2 separate regions of the Homo sapiens genome follow, and region 2 is linked to region 1. A link is a loop called in an ENCODE intact Hi-C map of the cell type or tissue named here. Cell type or tissue: mammary epithelial cell. All regions are shown on one strand.

Region 1 (2,500 bases):
TACCACCCTAGTGCAATGAGTAGGTAGGTAAAAAACTGATAAACACTAATACTTACTGAGTACTTACTAGCTTCCAGACATTGTTCTAAGCACGTTGCATGTATTAATTTATTTAATCCTCACACTACCAATTATATTAGGTATCATAATTATCACCCTGATTTTACTAATGAGAAAAATAGGGAAGGAGGATGAAGTAACTTGCTTACTGGGACACAGTTGGCAAGAACTTGTAACAGCAGGATGTGAACCCAGGCAATTTGGCTCTCACATGGAGAGCTGGGGAGTGTCAAAATAAGATTGCAGAATTTTCTAAATAGGAATACTGTGGGCTGGGGTAGGAGTCACAGCTTTTTCTGCACCAGGTCCACTCTGGGTATTCAGTCCTGCCTGAACATTACCACACAAGAAAGACGGGAGAGCTCAAGAACTCACTAGTCAGGAAGGCATAGGAACCCTATGGAAAAGCGTGCATTTTAAGGAAAGTGTGAATTAGCAGAGGGACAGCATTCAAATGCAAGGCTGTGTGCAAACTTCGAAATGCCTGCTCTCTTGGCTTCTGACTCCCAACTGAGCCCTCCCCTCCTCCCTGGAAAAGACTGAGTGTTATGTCCCAAATGGATGGCCACGGGCTTGTGACCTGAGGAAACTTCTGAAGAGTCCACTTTCAGGGTGCTATGAGTTTGGGGGAGAATCACTACAGTTCTCTCTGAGTGTGGTTCCTTGATCTCTCATTATTTCTGGAAATGCACGCTTTTCTCTGCTCTTCCAAAAGGGCCAAAGAAGGGGCTGGCACCTATGAGATATGGATGGTGTCACTATCGAGCTGCCTGGTCCTCAAAGCTCCCCAAGTGAATTCATCTTGGCTTGCTCAGGACTTTCCCAGTTTTAGCACAGAAATTCCTACTTCCCTAGAAATCCCCAAGTCCTGGGCCAGGTCAGGACAGTTGGTCACCTGACCTTGCCCAGACTCTGCCTAGCATCTTACCAACCCACACCTGCAGACTCAGTCTATTAGTATCATCATTTTACCCCTTCCTCCTATTGTGCAACCCCCTGAATTTCCTAGCATTCCAGCTTTACTGGATGTGCCTCCAAACTCTGTAGGCAGTCTCCTAGAGGCTCAGTCTGTGGACAAAATATCACACGTGTGCAGGCATGATCCATTATGAACAGAGTTCCTTTCTGTGTGTCATCTTATAGAACTTGCCAAGAGCCAGTGCAACAGGCTGGTGGGATGTATAAATATTCTGACTTTACAGTCGAGAAAATTATGACTCAGGTGGAGATGACTTGCTGAAAACAACATAGCTATGATGTGGCAGTATTAGGCCCTCCCTTTTCGAGGTCATGGGCTTGGAACCAACTTCCGTTCAAATCCCAGTTAGGTCATTTCAAGCCGTATGATTTTCCACAAGTTACACAACTTTTCCATGTCTTCATTTCCTCATCTGAAATTTGGAATGGCAACCCAGAATTTATTAAATGAAATAAAATAATGTGCGCACATGACAAACGCTTAGAAAACAATGGCTTTTGGAATACTTGGTAACTGAATCCTGCTTTGTTTCTCGTGGGTAGGAGGCATATTTAAATAAAGGATTCTTTGTCAGAGGAAGAGGTTTAAAACCTTTCTCAACTGAGCTTGAATGGATGAATGAGTCAGAAGAGATGTGTAATCCAAGACTGAGAATAGCAAGACCAAAAGAGAAAAACACGTGCCCCTGCTTAGAATAAACTGGAGGTGAAACAAGAAGGGGCAGCGGTTTGGCAGCACCTTGTAGCCCTTTCCAGGAGCTGCTATTCCCCATCGCTGAGTGACCATTCATTTACGCCATTAAAGCAATCTGTTTCTGACCTGCCAGAAGTCTTCTCTGAGGATCACAGAGCACCCACGATTCTCTTACTGCCTGGAACTCTTCTACCTCTGCCAAAGCTTTCAATCCCCCTTTTATTTACAATAACAAACTAGTGTTAGTGAAGTCTTATCACTTCTGTGTATAAAAAGGCAAAGTGCTTAATACTGGGACAAGTACAGTAAACAACATGTGATTATATATCCCCAGTAATTCCATAATCCAGAACTGTGGCTAACACATTCATCACTATACTTTTTTGTTTTGTTTTTTTTTTTTTTAGATGGAGTCTCACTCTGTCACCCAGGCTGGAGTGCAATGGCGCAATCTCGGCTCACTGTAACCTCTGCCTCCCGGGTTTAAGCAATTCTCCTGCCTCAGCCTCCCAAACAGCTGGGACTACAGGCACATGCCACCATGCCCAGCTAATTTTATGTATTTTTTAGTAGAGGCGGGGTTTCACCGTGTTAGCCAGGATGGTCTCGATCTCCTGACATCATGGTCCTCCCAAAGTGCTGGGATTACAACATCACTATACTTTCTTCCAGTATCTTTTCAGTCTGTCTAAGTACATCTGTGTATATGTCTGAGTGTGTGTGCACGCACCTGTGTTTTTCTGAATAGCTCCTTCCCTTAGTCCTTTC
Region 2 (2,500 bases), 130 kb before region 1:
GAGCAAATTCTACTCCGTGTCATTGAAAGTCATAACCTTTACCACCTAAAACATACAACTTGCTCAGAGAGTACGTCTAAGCAGGTCCTAGAAGCTGCCACCTTATCGCTCTGTCACTATGGTGAGAGGAGCCACATGGAACAAGGTCAATATGAACACGTTGATAGCAGCTTCTTACTCCAAACACTGTGTGTTAAACCATTCTCACATGGCTATAAAGAAATACTTGGGACTAGGTCATGTATAAAGAAGAGAGGTTTAATTGGTTCATGGTTCTGCAGGCTGTACAAGAAGTAGAATACAGGCGTCCGCTGCTGGGGAGGCCTCAAGAAGCTTCCAATCACGGCAGAAGTTGAAGGGGGACCAAGCATCTCATGTGGCGGAACAAGAGAGAGAGAAGTTGCTACCCACCTTTAAACAACCAGCTCTCACCAGAATTCGCTCACTATTGCGAGGACAGCACCAACGAGTCGGTGCTAAACCATTCATGAGGGATCAGCCCCCACGATTCAATCAGCTCTCACCGGGCCCCACCCCCAACACTGGAGATTACATTTCAACATTAGATTGGGTTGGGGACATGAATCCAAGCTATATCACACTCCAATGATACCTTAAATCATGTAATATATATATTAACTCAGCGAGTGTTTATTGAACAAATTATAGGCATGTGAAAATTTATGAAACAGTGTCTAGCATATATGACTGAAGCTTCCAAGAGGAAATAATAAGAACCACACTATAGGAACTCTGCTGGAGCTGTCCAGGAAAAAGGAGAATAAAAATAAAGATAGCTGTACCTATTGGATCTTTCCCTAAAGCAGTGGCAGCATGAGGGGGAGTCCAGAGAAAAACCCATGAGTCCTAAACCGTGAGATATTGGAAACCCCAGCCTCAGCGTCTTCATCTGAAAACTGCTCATTGGATTTCCAGAGACACTTCAAGTTCCCTTCCATATTTTACTGGGATTTCGTATTTTACTGTGAGGTGTGTCTTTTTCTCATATGACATATTAGGGCTCACACACTGCGAGGAATCTGCTTCACTGAAAGGCAAAATTGCTTTGGACTCTGGCCTAACCCCTCCCCTTCAGGGAAGTATCCAGCAAAGATTTCACAATAAATGAGATCACACTGTTCAAAGAGACAAAGTATTGCTTCTTTCTATAATATGTAAACAAAATATCCTCTGGATATTGCTTAGAAACAATGATTTAAATTTTAGGTCTTCCCAAACAATCTGTTTGCAAGAATGCACATGATACAAAGATGTTGATAGCGGCACGGAAAAATTCTGTCAGTCCTAAAGACATTGCTGACACAGCCAGAGTCAACCCCGGAGGCACACTATAAACTCCCATCAACTATGAAAAACAGAACTCCTCATGAACAATGCAGAACGAACGAACGGGTACTCCTCGGCTGTCAAACCTGGGGAGTGGCCCCGTGTGACCTAACCTCCTGGTAGGGCAGGGACCAGCCTAGGAAAATTGCATCTGGGACACCCACCTCCTGAGAGAATACCCTGGTGTAATGGATTCTTGGAGAAAGTTTCCAAAAATGAGTCAGAGGAAAGCATTTCTGATTTTTTCCATTCCCCAGCAGTGTTTTGGCGTTAACTTTTCCTCATTTACTCCACATGCCCAAACCCCAAGACTGATTGTCATGACATCATGCTAAATTAGCCTCTCATTTGAAGCGACCGCTTTCTGTGATTTGAAGATTGGGAGGAAGCAAAGCAAAACCTAATATTTCAGTGGCTATATGTAGGCCAGGACTAGCTCCCACTGTTGGCCCATCTACCTCTAGGACTGAATCTTATCTGATCATTTCCATGGCAACAGCTGTGGGATTGGAATAGGATGAAGGTTTAGGAAGAGTTGCTGGAATTCAGTACTAGACGAGTGAGGATTATTTAACTACACACTTGTGTTGCCATGGAAACGCAAATTTACAAATCAGGCAGGATTTTTGTAGCTCAGCAGCACAGTATTATATTCTTAGGCCTGCTTCAAATCTCCCTGTTCCATTTCCTCTCTCACTGGGGGGAGATATCCCACCAGATACAATTTAATTATTCCCCAAATACTTTCTATTTTAATGTTTAAGGCAGAAATATGGATAGGCTAGGACCAAGACCAAAGTGATTATTCTAAAATGCTTTTCAGTTTTATTTTTTAAAAGCAAAATGCTGTTTAATCTAAAGAAAGAGAATTTCAAACATGTGATAGGAAACATATTCATACAAGAGTCAATTAAGACCCATCTAAATCCAAACCAAAATTACCCTAATTTGAAAAGAATGATATCTAATTCTTGTAGGGTAAGTCCTGCCTAGACTTTGAATTCATTTTATAGCAAGTTCATGTCAGGGAATCAGAAATACTTCATCTGTAACCACTGTTTTAGGATTTATAAGCCACTTCGATTTCACAATAAGCTTATGGGTATGGAAGAGCAGGGGTCAAGACGAGCATTTAGAGACAAAGAATTGTGGT

Evidence for each region. Peaks named below come from ENCODE experiments on the same cell type or tissue, not always from the same donor. Only the 100,000 strongest peaks of a DNase experiment are listed, where the experiment ranks them.
Region 2: a loop joins it to region 1, with 3 times the contacts of the local background. A loop is called at or near these places in 6 of 110 quality-filtered maps.

Annotation. Positions count from the first base shown.
Region 1 is chr15:91,560,702-91,563,201 of GRCh38, reverse strand. No RefSeq gene overlaps it. Among named protein-coding and RNA genes, the nearest start is that of CRAT37, 99 kb to the right of the region's middle. In mammary epithelial cell, no CTCF peak of the experiment used is centred here; DNase peaks (open chromatin) are centred at 1,271 and 1,681; H3K4me3 peaks cover 144 bases; H3K27ac peaks cover 1,740 bases.
Region 2 is chr15:91,693,624-91,696,123 of GRCh38, reverse strand. No RefSeq gene overlaps it. Among named protein-coding and RNA genes, the nearest start is that of SLCO3A1, 160 kb to the left of the region's middle. In mammary epithelial cell, no CTCF peak of the experiment used is centred here; a DNase peak (open chromatin) is centred at 1,083; H3K4me3 peaks cover 394 bases; H3K27ac peaks cover 424 bases.